4 separate regions of the Homo sapiens genome follow, and all the other regions are linked to region 4. Evidence: chromatin loops called from intact Hi-C (ENCODE). Cell type or tissue: PC-9. All regions are shown on one strand.

Region 1 (5,000 bases), 80 kb before region 4:
TGAACCATACAATCTGGAGTAAAGAATAAATCAGTTAGATAGAAGAGAACTGAGTGGATGAGCAGAGACAGATCACAGGGGTCCCACCACATAACCCTGCTGCTGCTGGCAGAGAATTGTCTCTGGACCTGCACAATCTTCTTGTCCAATTTCATGCTCAGAAAGGTCTGGCCCTACCACAGTGCTTGTTCTTATTTCTGTGAGGTTCTCTCTCCAGTGTGTATTCTTACAACCACCACTCCTCCCTCATTTCTTGCAGTAACTGGAAGAACCTAACACAGACACCTGTAGGGCAGGACTCCTTATTTTCTGACTCCCTGGCTCTGACCACAGGTAGGACATTCAGGTGTCTAAGTATCTGGGTTGCTCTTTCTCCACATTCATGTAACATTTTCATTTGCAGAGCAATGTCTTTAGATAGTCAGCAATCAAATCCCTACACCTTAATACTTAAGGAAATATTTAAATAGGAGTGCCATAATTTAGGGCTTATGGATACCAAGGAAATGCTGGATGGTTTTTAAGGGGTTCTAGAAACCCTTATAACTGTATGCAGTGAAAATGTGTGTGTACGTGTGGGGGGGGTTGCATTTTCCTCGTGAGAGGTCCTGTAACTTTAACCAGCTTCTCAGAGAACTCTGTAACCCTTCATCCCCCTTAAACTGAAGATCACTAGTCTGTGTGGCACGAGCTCAAACTCTAGAATCAGACCTGTGACTGATATCCCAGTTGTACCACTTACCAGCTGGGTAGCCTTGTATATTTACTTTACCTCTCTACAGCATATGTTATTTATGTATGAAATGGGTCTAATACTTATAGTACTCAGTACTCACACACAGAAGTTTTATAAGGATTAAGGGAGGTAACCCACATAATGTGTTTAGCACAGCACCTGGCATATAGCAAGTTCTTACTGATGGTAGATATTACATTTTTGTTATAGTTAATAAATGTAAATGTGACCAATTCATCATTGTCATGTGTTTTCAAATTCTGAATATTTATGTTTTATTGTAGAGGGTGTATTTTTTGTCAGAAAATTATAAGACTAGAGGGAAAGACTAGTAACCAAATATAATTTTTCAAAAGCATAAATTTTATTCTCTAACAAGGCACATCAGAAAATACCATGAAAATTTCCTCATATTTTATAAAATTTATGAATATATAAAATACTGATGAGCTAAATGGATCTATTTTGTATTGATGAACATGATTTTATGTATTATCATAATAATAAAAATTAGATGAATTTAAAAGTCAATTGCTTGGAGGTTAGCAAAATATTGAAATGACTGAAGTTGAAGATTTATTACCACTTAACATACACTTATTTAATACCAAATATTTCACTGTGGAGGAATAGCTGAGAAACCAAATGTATTGACTAGAGTTTATATGAATGTTTCAATATAGCTGCTCTTACTTGATTATGTATTTTAAAATTTTGTTATTATTTTTTATTTATAAAATAGAGACAGGGTCTCATGTTGCCCATGCTGGTCTCGAACTCCCTGGCTCAAACGATCCTCCCGCCTCTGCCTTCCAAAGTGCTGAGATTACAGGAGTGAGCCACTGTGCCTGGCCAATTATATATTTTTAATGCCTAGTAAAAATCCATTATAAGGTACATTTTTGGCATTACCAATTAACTTGGGTGGGAAAATGTGTGATCCACAGCAGGGCAAGATTTCTATTTTAAAATAAAAGCAGATACAGTCAAATGAACCTTACTGGAACGAATAGGAATGATATTATTATGATATTCTGCATCCACATGGCAAGAGATGACACCATTTTCTGAATTTACTTCAGATAAATATCCCGCAGTGGAATCAGCCTTCCCAGGGACCTCCCTGGACTCTGAGAAGTGATTAAAGGGACTGTGCGGCAGTCATGGGGATGCAAGCAGCTGTGGCCATCAAACTGGTTCTAACAGGTCAGTCCTGATGAGAACTCCATGGTGGGGAAAATAAATCCTCTAAATTCCTGATGGGAGGCCTTTGACTTTTAATGTGACAAGTGATTAGTCAGGTGTATGTGAATAATCATTATACAGGAAACAACAACAGCAAAACAAAACCCAACCCAACTCACCAATGCAAAAAATGTCATGTTTTCAAAGTAATGATGTCCAGCCTGCCTTTTGCAAAGGGAAGAAGCACAGGAGCGGGTTTTACCAAGACAACACTGTGTTCTTATTCCACCAAGTGGAAGAAATAAAAGTAAGGAATTTTCTGGCCCACATCCAATCACTCAACCTCTGTTGACTGGGTCCAGATCTGCAGATGCCTCAGGCCACAGAGGTATTTGGCTGGACTCCACGTCTGTGTAGAAGGACAAAAGTCTTGCTATTTGCAGATTGTGTGGGTAGCAGGAGTCATGACGATGATGATGATGATGACGATCATGATCATGCTTTTAGTTGAGTGTTCTCTGACATTTTGATAGCTATTTGCACATAATTTTTAATCTAAGGATCCCAGGTAGATCTGCTAGTGGGGCTTCCAGGGGCTGTCTTGTCTCTGAGAGAATGTCCTTGGTGTCAGTTGCCTCCACCTGCCCTGGGCCATGCCCAGGCTGAAGGCCAGCAGCCAGCATTTTGCTTAGGTGTGAGGCTGTTGCATAGCAACTTTCTGTTCAAATATGCTAAAAATGGATTCTTATCCTTTTTCCAATCTTCTGTAAGACAGTCCCCATGTAGGACGCTATATTAGCACAGTGCCCAGCCTGCCCGAGTAGCTGGATAGGTACTCTGTAAATGCTTGGCTGCTGCTTCTTGTCGATGAATACATGAATGACTTCTTCATGCAAAGAGCAGCTTGCTACTTTTATCTTTCTCTCTGTCTCTCTCCTTTTTTTTGGAGGGCAACAGAGAGGATTAGGAATTTGGAAAACTCCTTAGTACATTACTGGTAGTTGCTTTTAATTCAATAGAAGACATGATCATTAGTATAATTTCAAATAGTTCCCAACTCCAATCCTTCATTTCTTCTTGTTTCTGTAAGGATCTCCTATTTAGTTGACTTCTCCATTCCTACATTTAGACATGAGAATGAGACCCTTAAGCAAGTCTTCTGGAAATTCCAGAACCTTGAGATTTGGTGCCAAGCCTAGGATTAAATTGAATTTAGAATGATTATAGCTGTTGTTTCTACAAACTCATTCCGGGGAGAGAAATGGAGACATCTATTGTGTACCTTTGTACTGGGTCATCTTAGTTAAACTCCATTTCTCGTAATCCCTTTCATTGTGGCTCCAGGTTACATTTAGGCACAAAAAAGATTTGAACAAGATCTGGAAGGAGAAAGTGAAGCAGCAGCCATATTTCACCCACTGAAGGTGGATGTAGAACTGCAGGTGCAGTGGCAGATTATGCAAACTGATGACGGTCATGAGTTCACATTGTGGACCACCCAGGCCACAGCTCCTCCAGCAACCACGGATCTTCCTTTGGCTTCTCTGAATCTCTAGCCTGATATATGCACAGCTCCATGGTAAAGTGTGTTGGCTTTACCATGCAGATTTCCTTGTCACTGATGCTGAAGCGGATGAAAGACAGACGTGAATTCCAATTTGTCCTCATGGGTTCCAGTTTATTCTCTCTCTTTCTCCTTTTTTTTTTTTTTTTTCCTGATAAGGAGTCTCGCTCTGTCGCCCATGCTGGAGTGCAGTGATGCGATTCCGGCTCACTGCAACCTCTGCCTCCCGGGTTCAAGTGATTCTCGTGCCTCAGCCTCCTGAGTAGCTGGGATTACAGGTGCATGCCACCAGGCCCAGCTACTTTTTGTATTTTTAGTAGAGATGGGGTTTCACCATGTTGGCCAGGCTGGTCTCGAACTCCTGATCTCAAGTGATCCACCCGCTTCGGCCTCCCAAAGTGCTGGGATTACAGGCGTGAGCCACCGTGCTTGGCCCAGTTTATTCTCTTACGCTCTGGTTTGTCCTTGCGCTCCTGCACTGACGACCAGCTTTCCTTCTTGACTGTTGGCTCAGGTCCACAGCCACTCCATGCCCATGCCAGTCACAGAAGCCACAGCCTCATGTAGACTTTTCCACTAGCTCCCATACTAGTGTTAAGACTTGAATCCCTATTTTACATCACTCACGGTAGTTCTGCTTATCTCATTGAACCTTGATTCACACACCCATTCTTACCCTAAATGAATACCAGCATCCCTTTTAAAACGGTGGCCCTGGTGTTCAGATGTTGTTTATCCTCTCTTGGGGACCACCAACCCTAGTGGGGGAAGGCATGAAGATCCTTCTCTGTATTTTATCCGGTATGTTAGCTGAACTTGTAAACTTGAACTTGTTTCATGTAACTCAAGTATACTATCCACAGGAGAGAAGTAGTGAAGGTTTATAGGGGAAAAAAATAGACAATCCATTGCCATCGAAAAGCCCGATCGGGAGGGAAAGTATACACACAGGTGCAAATATTAAAGGACTGATTAAACACCTGAAGGCATAGGAGAGATGAGAAAAAGATGAGGGGAGGGTGGAGTAAACAAAGGTAAACACAAGTTAAGAGTACCATAAATGTTTGTTGAATGAGTGCATGAGAGGTGTTTTGACATTTTTATAAAAAACAAATATAACAAGAATATAATATTATTTTTTAATCTCCTACTTTCGTAATACACCAATAAAACTATTTTCATTTTCAGCTGTTATTCTTCATCTCTGTATACATTTGTCAAATACTTAGAATTGCAGTGCAACAGCTTTTTGTAGTTTCTTTACTTTTCCCCACTTATTTTTTGACATATATATTTTTTTCCGTTGACCTGGGAAGCTATGATGACTTTTAAGGAGATTTTAAACCTCTGTTCAAAAAGGTTTTATGTTTTCCACTTCAACTCCTGCTCTGAATGTTTAGTTCTGAGAGGGATCTGAGCTGTTTTGGAAATCAGTCTGACAAACGATTGCGAAGGCAGTGTGTAGCCAAGGTGAGTCGTAAAAAGTAAGAGCTGTTGCTAAGGGAACCGCTAGAG
Region 2 (5,000 bases), 52 kb after region 4:
AATTGAGGACTCCAGGAGCCCACTTGGTGCACTGTCCTACTGTGGCCACGCTAGTACCTAAGCTGCAAGATGAAGTTCATTTTACTCTTCCTTTTCCTTCCCTCCAGAAGAATTCTCTCCCTATAGCTACCACAGCTGGAAATGGTTCTGGCCCAACATGTGTTTAGAAATGTCATCCAGGGGCTAGTGCCTGGAATGAGGGTCTCAGGACCCTGTCTGCTATCCTATTGTACTGTCACTGAGCTGGTACCCGAGCTGAAAGACCAAGTCTCCTTTACTCTTATTTCAAACTGAGGGAAGGAGTCTCTTTCAGAGCTGCAAGCTGCACTGCCTATGGTTGGGGGAGAGGTGGTGCAAACACTCCCTTCCCACTCCCAGCTGGTGTCTCACTAGGTCATGTGCCCCCCAAGTCCACTGGCTATGAGCCCAGAAGAGCACCAGGACTTGCCCAGGAATTGCTGTCTTTGTGGCCTAGAGTACCTTTCAAGTTTATTTAGATCCCCAGAGCACTTTAGCCTGCAGTGAGTGGGGGGTCTGCCGGAACTCAGATTCCAACTGCTATGATGAATGATTTGCCTGTGGCTCGGGCTGGTCTAAACACTCCCTCCATGGTCACGGGCTGAGTTCTGCCCTGTGTTGTTTTCCACTGCAACAAGCCAGCACTGAGTTCCAACGCAAAGTCCCACAATCACTGTGCTCTTCCTTCCCCAAGCACACAGATGCTGTCTGTGTGCCATGCAGCCACTGCCAGGGGATGGAGGAAGGGTGGTGTCAACAGTTCTGGACTGTCTTTCCTACTCTCTTCTGTGCCTCTTTCCTTAATATGATGTTAAAACCCAGTACTGTGATTGCTTACCTGAGTTTTGGTTCTTTTTGTTTGTTTGTTTAGATGGAGTCTCGCTCTGTTGCCCAGGCTGGAGTGCAGTGGTGCGATCTTGGCTCACTGCAAGCTCCGCCTCCCAGGTTCACTCCATTCTCCTGCCTCAGCCTCCCGAGTAGCTGGGACCACAGGCACCCGCCACGACGCCCGGCTAATTTTTTGTATTTTTAGTAGAGATGGGGTTTCACCGTGTTAGGATGGTCTCGATCTCCTGACCTCGTGATCCACCCGCCTCGGCCTCCCAAAGTGCTGGGATTACAAGCGTGAGCCACTGCGCCCGGCCGAGTTTTGGTTCTAAGGAAAGCGCTTTTTTGTTTGGATAGCTGTGCAGTTTGATGTTCCTGTAAGGAAGAGGGACAATGAGCACTGGAGACTTCCATTCTGTCATCTTGCTCCCAGGCAGGTTTATGATCCAGTCAGAGCAAGGCTCTATCTCCTCCTTTTCATGCTTGATCTCTTCATCCTTTTTTGGTTTGGCTGGATCTGACTGTACTTGTATTTTAATACAGAATATCATAGGGGTATAAATAACAAATGAATAACAAAAAATAACAAAATTTGGGTTTATTGAAAATGTTAAAGACCACAAAAAGTCATTTTCATCTGTGTTTGAAAGTAGAACAAGGAAGTGATTCCAAACTGCTTGGGGCAGATGGTGTAATAATAACAGATAACAGAACTGGTAAATTCATATTCTGTTTTCACGTTCAGCAGCAAGGAAAGTGGTCTGCTGGCTGGAAGGAAAAGAAAATTATGCCTTGAATTAATTTTGGGGGGTGCTTTGGGTTTGGGGGACTTTTTTTTTTCACTTCGTCTCATTTATTTTTGCCCTGTGAGGTAGTCACAGTAGTTATCCTACTTTACTGGGGTGGAAATTGTGACTTAGCATTAAATGACTTGTCCACATTCACAAACAATGTAAAGAGGGAGTTGACTGCAAGTCTACATAGATAAGTGGACAGTAAGACAAAGCCTGGTCACTTTAAATGAGAACACAGGACAGGCGCAAGTTATGCCAGGCTGCTGAGAAAACTGGAATGTTGGGCAAATAGTAGATACTCAGAATATTCATTTTGAATGAGTGAATATGAACTGAGGATTAATATCAGTAACTACTGAGATCTTTCAGAGACCAAGAGATGAATGAATAAGGGAAATGTCAATTAATTTTTCACAAAAAGGAAGCAGATTCCATAATTCACAAACAGATCAGCTATTCTCAGATGGTGAACCTAGAAAAAGTCAAGAATGGATTTTTAAGCTAATGGTTCATGACTGTTAACAAAGGAATGTGGTGGTTACTGGGAGTGAACATAGGTTCACAGGGAATGTCATGTTATGCTAGCTTAATTTATTTTATTGTTTTTGAAATAGAGCTACTTCATAAGATCAGAGGATTGACTAGGATGACTTAATTTTCATAATATCATAAAAATTGCAACCACTGTTGAACGTTTACTCTATGCTAGGCTCTGCTTTATTTACCCCTCACAATAGTTCCAGTAGGTAAGTACTTTGTTTATCTCCCTTTTTAAAGATAAGAAACAGAGAATCAGTAAGATCAAGTAATTTACACGAATTACTTGCCAGTGAGTGGCTGAGCCGGAATTGAGGCTAAATTTGTCCGACTCAAAGCAGTTGATGGTAACTACTACACCATATCGTGTTGACACACAGCCAGGCTGATGAGATCTTTGAGGTTAAGGTAAACTGAATATACCAATAGGGTCATAATACCTTTAGATAGATTCACAACAGGTTGTAAACAAACCTAAAGCACATTGATTAATATTTTGGTCTTAATTTGCCTGGCATTTGAATTAATGAGTTGGCTAAAGACATAGAAAACACACTTGTCACTTTTACAGTTGACAAAAATCAAGAAGAAAAGCCAATCCTATCAATCCTATTAACTAACACTTGCATAGTGTTTCTCATATTAAAGAATAGTTTTGCCTAGATTGTCATGTTTGATTCTCACAACTATACAGAACAGACTTATTGCTAGATCCCAACTCTCCTTTATTTTTACAGTGGGCAGAACTGAGGTTCAGGAAAATCAAGTGACTCAGTCAGAGTCATACGGTGAATAATCTGAGGACTTCTCTTTTCTGTCACAGTGCAATAGATATGGAGTCATGATTTGAAAAAGTATCAAGACATGCAGATGGAAGATCGAAACCAGTAAGATGAAATACGAAGGTGGTGAATGTAAAGTCTAACGCTGAAGTAAAAATATGTTCATTTGAATGTTTAATGGAAGCCAGCATTTCATTATGATTACAAATAATGCTGACTTAATCTTGGGCTGGATTAATGGAAGCATAACATCTACATCACAATAAACAACACTCCCACTGAACATGGAAATGTTCAAAACCTACATGCAACCCATATTCTCTAGGCCTAGCAGTTAGTGAAAACTCGGACTAAGTAGAGAGTACCCAGAGGCAAATAAATATTGCAGGGACTGTGGGGTACATAGAGAGTGAAAGGCAATGAGGAAATAAATAAACATTCAAGTTTTCTTCAAAATTTTAAGAATGATCACACGGAAGAGAAAAAATATTTGTTCTGTGTTGTTCTACGTCCAGTAGGTGTAAGTATCAGATTTTAATTTGAGATAAAAGCCAATTCCAGCAATTGAGCAGCTGCCAATGGAATGAGTCTTGTGAAGTTTTAATACCCTATCATGGGAAAAATTCTCTCAGAGGCTATTTGGTCTTTCTTTCTCTTAGAAGTGAGGTGAAAAGTAAAATTACAATGAGTTATTATGGCTTGTCCAATCTAATATTATGTAGTCGTTTAAAACCTTGCTCCAAGAAGACAAAGATCAGTCTCATTTTGATTTTCACTTAGCTCCAAGCAGGCTGAGTATAGTAGATGCTCAAAAAATATTGAAATAAGTCTTCAAAAGGGAGAGGAAATTACCAAGGGCTGGTAGTGAAATATCTCCCAGCACACATCGTGCCTGGCACAATTAACACTTCCCAGACCCTTTTGCAGCGGGAGGCAGCAATGAGAGGTTCTAGTCTAGAGCATCTGCACTCACTATGCTGTTCGCTCAGACCACGCTTCCACTTGGATTTTCACGAGGTCCAGCCTCTGGCTTTATTCAGGTCTGCTCAAAAGGCATTTCAGAGAGGATCTTAAGTAGCAATCCCTTAAACTCTGTCACTGCTCTGGTACTTTCGGGCATTTTTCACTGCCTCTGAAACACACAGAAATACACACATACATTCAATGTCTCCTGACATTTGAATTTAAGTTTTTTGGCAGCAGGGAATTTCTTTTGTTCCTGCATGTTATGATTTGAATTGCATTCCCCTGAAATTCATAGGTTGAGGTCAAAATCCTCAATACCTTAGAACAGGGGTCCCCAACCCCCAGGTCATGGACCAGTACTAGTCTGTGACCTGTTAGGAACCAGGACGCACAGCAGGAGCTGAGCGGCAGGTGGGCGAATGAGGGAAGTTTCATCTATATTTACAGCCACTCCGCATCACTCACATTATGGCCTGAGCTCCGCCTCCTGTCAGATCAGTGGTGGCATTAGATAGTCATAGGAGCGCGAACCCTACTACGCCTAAGAGGGATCTAGGCCGTGTGTTCCTTATGATAATTTAATGCCTGATGATCTATCACTGTCTCCCATCACCCCTAAAGGGGACCGTTTAGTTTTCCTGCAGGAAAACAAGCTCAGGGCTCCCACTGATTCTGCATTATGGTGAGTTGTATAATTATTTCTTTTCTGCTTTTTTTTTCTTTTTTTTTTTTTAAGACGGAGTTTCACTCTGTCGCCCAGGCTGGAGTGCACTGGCGCGATCTCCGCTCACTGCAAGCTCCGCCTCCCGGGTTCACGCCATTCTCCCGCCTCAGCCTCCCGACTACAGGCACCCGCCACCACGCCCGGCTAATTTTTTTGTATTTTTAGTAGAGACGGGGTTTCACCGTTTTAGCCGGGATGGTCTCGATCTCCTGACCTCGTGATCCACCTGCCTCGGCCTCCCAAAGTGCTGGGATTACAGACGTGAGCCACCATGCCTGGCTGAGTTGTATAATTATTTCATTATATATTACAATGTAATAATAATAGAAATAAAGTGCATAATAAATGTAA
Region 3 (5,000 bases), 110 kb before region 4:
TTTTAATTTACTTTTTTAAATTGACAAATAAAAATTGTATATATGGCTGGGTGTAGTGGCTCATGCCTGTAATCCCACCAATTTGGGAGGCTGAGGTGGGTGGACCACCTGAGGTCAGAAGTTCGAGACCATCCTGGCCAACATGGAGAAACTGTGTCTTCACTAAAAAAATACAAAAATTAGCCAGGTGGGGTGGCACACACCTGTAATCCCAGCTGCTCCAGAGGCTGGGGCACGAGAATTGCTTGAACCCAGGAGGAGGAGGTGACAGTGAGTCAAGATGGCGCCACTGCACTCCAGCCTGGGTGACAGGGTGAGACTTCATTTCCCAAAAAAAAAAAAAAAAAGAATTACATATATTGGTGATGTCTAACAAATTTTTAAAAATGCCATTGCTTTATTGGTAAAGCTATGGCTACTACAGCTTGTAGGAGAGTTATCTGGACATAGAATTCTTGATTGACAAGAATTTTGGCTTCCATTGTTGTCGATGAGAAGCCAAGTATTAACCATTGTTTTTTATATTGCAACTTTTATTTTAGATTCAAGGGGTCCGTGTGCAGGTTTGCTACATGGGTATATTGTGTGATGCTGAGGTTTGGGGTACAATAGATCCTCTCACCCAGGTACTAAGCATAGTACCCAATAGTTTTTCCGCCCTCTCCCCCCATTCTTCCTCCCGCCTCTAATAGTCCCCAGTGTCCATGAGTCCCCAGCATTTAGTTCCTACTTATAAATGAGAACACTTGGTATTTGGTTTTCTTTTCCTGTGAGGAACTGTGCAATTTAATATTTCCTAGATAAAAACAGACATTGTGATTGTTTTACTGGGTTTTATAATGTTGACATCTACTTTTCCCACCAAAAATTTATGAAACGTTAAGTTTTTCCCTGAATTGGGTTTTATTTTCTCATGAAATAGTCCCTCCTTAGAAACAGTTTTCCAAGGTAGAGAGCAACGTTTCCAGATCGAATTTACTCTAAACATTCTCCTTAATCATTCATTCACTCATTAAGCAAGGAATAACCTAGTCCCTACCATGAGCAGAGTACATCACTTGCTGAGTTAGGTGCTGTAGATACAACACAGTTTAACACAGAATCCTCACCCTAAAGAGCTTATGGCCTAGGTAGTAGTATAGTGTAGACACACAGTAAATGTTAAATGGTGATTCAACAGTACCTGAGATGTCACAAGGCTGAGTGTGACTATGTATCAAGTGAATGACATTGACAGTAAACAAATGCTGGGAGTTCCTAAGAAGGAGAAATTGCTATGACTAGAAGAGGTCAGACAGGCTCTGTGAGAGGTGGAACTGCATCCGGCCTTGAAAAGCAGGGAGTTCTTAGGAGGGCGATGAAAAGATGTATTATGCATTTCAGACCAGAGCCCAAGGTTTGAGCCAAAGCCCAGTGATGGGAATGAGCAAAAGTGAAATTTGAGGTGAATCAGGCTGCCTCCCACCTTAGAGGTGGTGAAGGGCTTCGGCTTTGTGTGTGTGTGTGTGTGTGTGCATGTGTGTGCGTTTCTGTGCTCAATATTACCTGCAAAGTGACCATCCCTGAAACAAAATAGCCAAGAATCCAAGCAATGCAGCATTTAGACCTGGGAAGCAAGAGTGAGCAATGGGGCTTGAGCTGTCAGAGTCCTGTCAAGGAAGTGAGGGTCCTGAAGCCCTGGACAGTTCTTCCTCTTCCTTCTCAACCCTGCTTTCTTTGTCAGATAAAAGGGAGACAAACCAGATAAACAGGACACACAGAGATTTTGGGTTTGATTTTACTCTCCCAGGTGTAGTTTTGTCTTCTGTCTACACATAAAGCAATTCCCAACTTAAACCCATTTTTTTAAGTTTTCAGTGAGGGATATCTGATTTTCTATAGCTTTTTTAAAAGAAAAATTAGAAAGCTTTTCTAATCTAATTTGAAACTGATCTTCTCCCACCTTCTTCTTCCTGAGGTTGAAATTGAGTAAGTCCCTTTCATAGTCTTCTCTAGGCCAAATAGCTTTATGATTTTAGTTGTTTCTCTAAGGGCTATTTCTTCAACATATAACCAATTTAAAAAACTGATTTTTTATTAAACACCCTCACATTCTCCGTATTCCACTTTAAAATGCGAACTTAAAGATGGTGTGGAGTATTCTAGGATAGCCTGTAGCTGGTACTGAGCATCAAGGAAAGAACACTTGTTTTTCTTTTACTAAATCAAACATGCTTTTAAAGCTCAAGCCTGAACCCTAATAGCTTGTGTTGACGATGATCTCCAGAGCGTTTTCTGTATGACATCACAGAATGAATCCTGCATTTCTGTGGTTTGTTTTTCTTCCCATATGAATGACACTACAGAACCTCACCCTGTTTATGTCCACCCACTTCTCCAACTTATCAAGATCATTTGCACTTCTATCCAGTTTTCCAAAGTGGAATGTACCACACCTGATTTGATGTCATCGCTGAATTTAATAACCACATTCTCTCCCATCATCTAAGTCACTACTAAAAATAGCACTAAGTTAAGACCAACCTCTCTGGAATTCCATGAGGTATGCATCTCTGGGCTGCCACTGGACCATTAATAATTACTTAGTGAGAAAAGCCTTCTAATCACTTATGCATCTACCGGATGAGGGGATGATTTCAGGGTGCAGTTCTGAATTGCCCAATAGCAAGACAACACTTAAAACTGCACAATACTCAAAACTATTTATGTCTTTGCCTTCTACTTGATTTTTACCCGACTTGTCATACTTTTGAGGAGTAGCAGTTGACTAATGTGATCTTAGTCAAATGCTAATTAAAAAGAAACTGATTGAGACAGTTTCTTTTTAAACAGAACGGTCTTAATTTTTTTCCAGTAAGCTAGTGTGTATGTGTGTGTGTGTGTGTGTGTGTGTGTGTGTGTCTGTGTGTGTGTGTGTGTGTGTGTCTATAGGATAACAATATATTTCTGGATTTGAATGTTAAGACATTGAGTCTAATTTTTTTAGTTTTCTTATTTTTCTTTCAGAAACACATGTGCATTTCTCTCTTTCAGTCCATAGATACCTTAAGTTTGTGAAGATAATTGCTGGTGATTCTGCGATGACTTCCTTGAAATGCCATACCCTGGTGTTTGCCAGTAATTGTTTATTCATTCTGCCACTTGATCTTCCAGGTCATGCATTAACATATGTATTTATATATAATAATGATTTTCAATTTACTGAGTGGAGTATTCATTTGAAGTACTATAAAAACGCAAGGATTAAAGCGATTCCTACCTCATGTTTGTCACCTAACTGGGACAGACATGACAATTAAACAATAATAAAAACATGCAGGAAGAAAAGGTCAATCATACTGCTGAGACTTTGCTGGAAGCTGGTGAATTTTTCTTTGGTACAACTTTGGACTGTAGCCACTTTGATTTAGAGAAGACCCATCGTCGGAAAAGCCCTCGTGGGAACGTGGAATGCGGGAGCTTTGAGAAGGGGTCTGAAAGAGAAAAGGGAACTAGCTAGGATAGTTGGAGGGAAAGCCAAGGTTCATACAAAAACAAACGAATTGTTCTCATCTCTGTTTTGGGAAAGGGATTTTCGGTGGCTTCGAAAGGAATTCTGTGTATGAAGGGTATGTAGGGGAAGGGAGACTGTTTAAAGGAGTCAGCCCTTGTTTTACCTGGCTGCCAGACAAAAGAACCTCCTAGCCACAAGAAATTGGTTGCACAACTCACAATATCTTGTTATGACAAGGGCTGTTGCTAGCGACTGGTGTTACTGGTGCTGGAATTCTAAAAGGTTGTTTTCTACAAGCCATCCATATATGTTGGATATTGTGACTCAAATGTTGATTGTGGTTAACCTGCACAGAGATGGGAGTAGAAGTGATTCCTCCAGGAAGGCTAGCTGGATTGCAGCTAGTCCATCTGCATACTGTTAGGGAACATGCCAACTGATGAGGCCAGGTCTAGTGCTGTGATCTCCCCTCACTCATCCCTCACTCAGCCATCTCCAGCCCAGTGGCCAAAATTGAAACCTGACGTGGTATTATCTCTTCTTATAGCCTGGGCTAGGATCCTCACCCCTGGGATCAGTCTTGGGGTGAGTCAATAAAAGAGTGGCCATCGGCCGGGCGCGGTGTCTCACGCCTGTAATCCCAGCACTTTGGGAGGCCGAGATGGGCGGATCGCGAGGTCAGGAGATCGATGCCATCCTGGTGGTGAAACCCTGTCTCTACTGAAAATACAAAAAATTAGTCGGGCCTGTGGTCCCAGCTACTTGGGAGGCTGAGGCAGGAGAATGGCATGAACCTGGGAGGCAGAGCTTGCAGTAAGCCAAGATTGCACCACTGCACTCCAGCCTGGGCGACAGAGTGAGACTCCATCTCAAAAAAAAAAGAGTGGCCATCACCTCCAGGAAGCCCTGGTAGCAGTTTGAATGTACCTATACGAAGTGGTGAAGTGAGTGGTGTCTTCTACTTTACTCTATCCTATTAGTTGAAAGGAATAGTTTATTGTGCTTCCTAACAACCAAACCTGGCCCCGAGGACATGAGATTCCAGATGTCTAACCTGCAAAGTGGAGTGTGAGGGGGTCAGAGACAGGACGAAGAGAGCACGGCATGAAAACGGTTGGGCTAGAATGCTGTGATGCCCTGGAAAGACATTGACAGGCCATCTGTAGTGGGTGGATGTCGGTGCCAAAGATGCGGGCTGAGGAAAAGGGGGCTAGGGATTCCCAAACTTTGCCAATAGCTGCCTTCTTCTCATCTCTTTTCCTCTTATTCTCTTACATGTCTACTACTAAGCCTAATAAGACTTAATAAGACTAATATTAAGTGTCTAAAGCATCCTGCTCTGTACCAAAGATCTCTGAATGAGGCTACTGTTTATTGTATTCTTTGTTAGGTGAAAGGTTAAAAAAAAAGTGCGTGTTTTTTTAATCCGGTTCATTCAGGTTTGAATATAGAGCAGAGCAAAATACAATGAAGAGTATTGTACATTAATGGTCCCAGTTTCTTGAGA
Region 4 (5,000 bases):
TGGGGCTGTAGTCTTTTAGAAGTCCCTGTCTCTCCTGGATCATCACCTCCTTAAGGGAAGAGACAAGGCCTTGTTTGTATTTATAGTTCCACTATCGTTCGCAGTGGGTTGTGCTTAAAAACTGTTGACTTGAACCTCAGCCTTAAAGCAAAGAATAAACATTCATTTTGCTCGTGTAGAACAACAGATTGTACATGCATTAGTAAAATAAATTGGTAATATATTCTACCTCCAAAATTACACCTTGATAGGATGTTTTTGAGTAAACACACATTCAAGTTTTGGAAAATATTTACAAGTTTCAGGAGACAGTTGTGTATTTGAGAGATAAAGAAGTATTTAAAAAGTAAGGATCTGATAATGCTTGGCCCACCAGGCAAAAGAAGGCCATTTAAAAATGATGGGTCTTTCTTTTGTCTGCAAAGTCAGAAGACTGGTCCCCTGCAAGGAGAGAGTTTGAGAAACAAGGAATGTGGCCTTTCCTCCAAAGACCTCAGATAGATCATAGCGTGGATCCCAGTTGATACATGTGGAAACTGACGTTAAGCAACTTGCCTAAAGGGAGTCATTTGACTAGAGCTGGGAACAATCTCCAGCTTGTGCTGTAACACAGACTGTGTGGACAGAAGTCAGGCTCCACAGACTGTTTTGTGAGTGTAATGTTAGCATGATATTAGCAAACAATAAAGCAACATATGCTACAGACATGGCCAGAGAAATCAGTTTTGATAAAAGCACAAAATGACCTGGGAGAGAAGAGGTAACGCTCAGAAAGACGAGCCCTGTGGTTGCTAACATTTTTATTAGAGACTTTACAGAAATGAATGTTCAACGTCTAAGTGTTACTCAGGGAACATCCGAGCTACCACAATTATTCCTGCACAAACCTGCTGTATTCCTTGACTCTCAATACCTTTTTTCTTGTATCTGACATGAACATAGCTCTACGGAAATGATGGGGGGAAAGTGAAGGAGCTGAGCTTCATACGTGGGAAAAATGTGTTGAAATAGACTGTGAAATTAAAAAATAAGCATGGCACCAAGAGAGTGGTTTGAAGAGTGTTCCCCACAATGTTTCTATGAAAACGTAAGCATGTCGTTTAGATCATTGCTAGAATTCTGAATTGCTACCATCAGCTTTTCACAGTTTGGATAAAACATGTAACCAAATCCTAACACTCATTATGAAAACACATATGGAAAATCCCTTTTCATTCAGAGCAGACGACCTACAAGCACTGTTTTAGCCACAAGAATGTGTCCCTGTGAACATGACACCAGAGTCCCAGAATGTGGGGCTCTTTAATGTGCCACACAAGAGCTGGGATTTTTATTCTGCTTCACATTCCTCACAAGGCTCTGTTTTGAAGCTCTTAGGCAAGAGGTAATGTGGGAACAGCATTGTATTCATAAAGATTTCAAAGATGTGGAGGTTCCCACCATTTGACCTATTTTGCCACTGATGCATTATTCTGCTGCAGAAAGTCTCATGTGTACAGCAAACTCATTAAGGCTTAGTATGTTCTTACCTGTGTGCATTTCTGTGTGTCTGTATAAATATATATGTTTTTCGTATAAAGGCATACTTTTTCTAGACAACAAGATGAATACATTGAATCTCAATTTTTTTTTTTTTTTTTTTTTTTTTTTTTTTTTTTTTTGAGACGGAGTCTCGCTCTGTCGCCCAGGCTGGAGTGGCGCAATCTCGGCTCACTGCAAGCTCCGCCTCCCGGGTTCACGCCATTCTCCTGCCTCAGCCTCCCAAGTAGCTGGGACTACAGGCGCCCGCCACTACGCCCGGCTAATTTTTTGTATTTTTAGTAGAGACGGGGTTTCACCGTTTTAGCCGGGATGGTCTCGATCTCCTGACCTCGTGATCCGCCCGCCTCGGCCTCCCAAAGTGCTGGGATTACAGGCGTGAGCCACCGCGCCCGGCCGGGAGCAGGTTGTTCTTGTATTGCTCATTCCACTCATCCTTCCAGGAGAACAGGCTACATGTTTATAACAAACTAGAGAGCTCTGGGTGGAAGATTTTTTTTTTTTTTTTTTTTTTTTTTTTTCCTTGTTATCAGAATGTAGCCAGGCTTAAAGAAGACTGGTTATCTATTAGTCATTTGGTATTCTAAACACGTGGGTGTGGACTCCCAACCTGCCTGCGGCTTGCCTGAATTGTAACCAAGTTTGTCCAAAACTGGTTACCTAAATGCCAGAGAGACTGTGCTTTTTGTCACTTTAACCAAAATCCCAGTGCGTGGGCCAGAATATTCATAATATTGTAGATTCATAAAGGACAGAACTGACATCTTCAAAGAATGTAACAATGAAGTAAAATGAGTGCTTTAGGAAGAAATATAACAAAACACAAACTCAGAAACGAGCTTGATTCCTGGAAGAGTCACCTAGGGAAACAATGCAAATCCAAAGCATTTTTTAACTCCTTTAAAAACAGCCTTTCATGAATAGTTTTGGTTGCACGTGTGAAAATTCTTTATTTTATTGATATTTCTCATTTTCCATCAAAATTAATTTATCATATTGGGGGAAAAAAAAAACCCCACAGGCTTTAGAGAGTCAAAGACCTGCATCAAATCTAACTTCCGCTAGATTGTACTTTTATGATCTTGGAAAGTGCTTAATGAGTTTTGATTTACTCATCCAAGAAATGGGAAACTTTTAACAAAAAGATTCATGTCCTGGATCTAGTGGTTCTACTTCTAGGAAATTATCTGATGGGAACGATCATAAAAATCCACAAAGTTTTATCTATGAAGAATGTTCCTTTGCAGCATTGAAATATTGGAATTGTGTGAGTAGACTATGATATATCCACAAACAGGAATACCAAATAGGGAGTAAAGATTTTTGTGGAAGAAATTTAGTGACATGAAAAATTGTTCACAATATAATAGTAAGTGAAAAATTATAAGGTTATACACATTGTTATTAATTTTTGGGGAAAATGTATTCTTATGCTTACCCATAGAAGAAACACTAGGTAGATAAGCGCAGTAATATCAGTAGTGATTCGATGTGGGTAAGTGGGACACTGAAGCAGCTTTGGTCTCTACTCTTCAAGATTTTTCAACCTTCCTTCAATAACATGTGCTAATTTTATAATTATTAAATATATATCAAATAGGGACATTAATATTCACCTTATAGATTTGTGTTAAGAATTAAATTAGGTGAGATGATTCATGAAAAACAGTTTAGTGCCTAGCATTTAATTGGTGTTTTTGATTATTTTTATCCAGTTTAATCAGTCATCATGGACTTAGCTCAAAATGATTTTTTTGACTTGAAACAAAACCAAAAATACTACCCTTTAACTGGTGAAAATTTATCACCGTTAAGGATATTCAAAAAAAAAATGCACCGTAAGCTATGAAGGCAATTTCAAAAGAGATGTTTCTGAAATGCCTTGAGCAATGAGAGAGACAATGAAATAAGCAATTAAACTTAAGGTGACTACTTTGCAGCATTTATTTGGACCTAGAAGCTTTGGTTTGTTTGTTTAAAAAACCTGTCATTACTATAGCCACATTGGGTACACGGATAGACGGAACAATATCTAACTCAAAGCGGGTAATTAGTCTGTCAAGATAAATGCCCCCTCTTCTTCAAGCTGATAAAAAGTATCTTGTCAGGGCCTCTTGTGTCATCCCCCAAACACTGTGCGTAAGCCCTGCTGTTTTCTCTTGCAACACGCTTCATCCTGCAGAAATGCAGAGGGAAGCTTTTTGTGGGTATGGTTGGTTGAAAGACAGTTCATATTACCCCTATCTCCTTTCCTGGACTGTATATCTCTGGGGTGCTATGACCTTCTCCCCCCCCCAGGGCACATGTGCACTTGCGCGCAGGCACACACACACACACACACACACACACAAATATGTATACCCAGGGCCGGGCGTGGTGGCTCACGCCTGTAATCCCAGCACTCTGGGAGGTCAAGGCGGGCAGATCACCTGAGGTCAGGAGTTCAAGACCAGCTTGGCCAACATGGTGAAACCCCGTCTCTACAAAAATTAGCCAGGTGTGGTGGTGGGCGCCTGTAATCCCAGCTACCTGGGAGGCTGTGGCAGAAGAATCGTTTGAACCCAGGAGGCAGAGGTTGCAGTGAGCCGAGATCGTGCCATTGCACTCCAGCCTGGGCGACAGAGCGAGAGTCTGTCTCAAAAACAAACAAACAAACAAACAAAAAAACAAAAAACAAACAGAAAGAAACATGTATACCCACGCACACACAGACATACACACACGGACACACATTCTCCCCCGCCCCCACACACACACCCTCAGAGAGATACCTTATCTCTCTGGCTCTCATACACACTCCTACTTTCCCCTCTCCTCGCCTATCGATCTCCTCTCCCCTGTGCTGAGTTAGAAGCTCCTCCTATTATTTTTGTAATCTCTGTTTTAGCATTTCCCATAGAATATTGCAAACATGGAGTGCTTATCTCGCTCTCACACTGGAGTTCCTTGAGCCATCTGCCACTTTTATTAGCCTCTCAGAACGCTCATTTCTTCATCTTAGTGTTCCATTGACAAATGGGAACATAATGCCTCATTTAGAAGTTAGTTGTGGGCATTCCATTGCATAACGGAGGTAGAATTCCTGGCACATGCTAGCCACCCAATAATGGAAGCTATTATTATGATTAATTATATTATTTATTCACTTTTATATCCTGAGGGCCTGGCATAGTGTCTGATGTGTGATGAGTGTAAAATAAATTTCTGGTGAATTAATGAATTAACTCACAAGCTTACAGAATGTGGCTTCAAAATAAAAGAAGAATGTTGTTTTGTAGCGTTTATAGTAGGTGTGAGCGGCAAATCCACGTGCTTCCCCTTCTTACCCCTTTCCCCAAACAACCTATCTGGTGCCAATCCTTGGGAAAAGAAACCGTTACCATCTAGATATAGAAAGCCTATTGACTATTATTTCCATGTAGATATGGCTTAGCAAGGATAAGAGGAATTTTCTCCCTTGA

Evidence for each region. A loop is a pair of places that touch in the nucleus more often than their neighbours do. Peaks named below come from ENCODE experiments on the same cell type or tissue, not always from the same donor. Only the 100,000 strongest peaks of a DNase experiment are listed, where the experiment ranks them.
Region 1: a loop joins it to region 4, with 2.0 times the contacts of the local background. A loop is called at or near these places in 2 of 110 quality-filtered maps.
Region 2: it touches region 4 in a loop (7-fold over the local background); 3 of 110 quality-filtered maps call a loop at or near these places.
Region 3: it touches region 4 in a loop (8-fold over the local background); 3 of 110 quality-filtered maps call a loop at or near these places.

What each region holds. Positions count from the first base shown.
Region 1 is chr6:139,434,519-139,439,518 of GRCh38, forward strand. It overlaps LOC107986651 (a long non-coding RNA gene), which reads left to right. Exons shown (of 6, transcript XR_001744382.1): 3 at 260-333; 4 at 1,819-1,942. Among named protein-coding and RNA genes, the nearest start is that of LINC01625, 38 kb to the right of the region's middle. In PC-9, no CTCF peak of the experiment used is centred here; DNase peaks (open chromatin) are centred at 2,153 and 4,953; H3K27ac peaks cover 2,050 bases.
Region 2 is chr6:139,566,839-139,571,838 of GRCh38, forward strand. No RefSeq gene overlaps it. Among named protein-coding and RNA genes, the nearest start is that of LINC01625, 95 kb to the left of the region's middle. In PC-9, no CTCF peak of the experiment used is centred here; DNase peaks (open chromatin) are centred at 2,163 and 2,973; H3K27ac peaks cover 2,019 bases.
Region 3 is chr6:139,405,510-139,410,509 of GRCh38, forward strand. No RefSeq gene overlaps it. Among named protein-coding and RNA genes, the nearest start is that of CITED2, 33 kb to the left of the region's middle. In PC-9, no CTCF peak of the experiment used is centred here; DNase peaks (open chromatin) are centred at 1,212, 1,672, 2,492 and 3,692; H3K4me3 peaks cover 1,694 bases; H3K27ac peaks cover 4,244 bases.
Region 4 is chr6:139,514,453-139,519,452 of GRCh38, forward strand. No RefSeq gene overlaps it. Among named protein-coding and RNA genes, the nearest start is that of LINC01625, 42 kb to the left of the region's middle. RefSeq lists a cis regulatory region at 4,166-4,642. In PC-9, no CTCF peak of the experiment used is centred here; a DNase peak (open chromatin) is centred at 2,049; H3K27ac peaks cover 957 bases.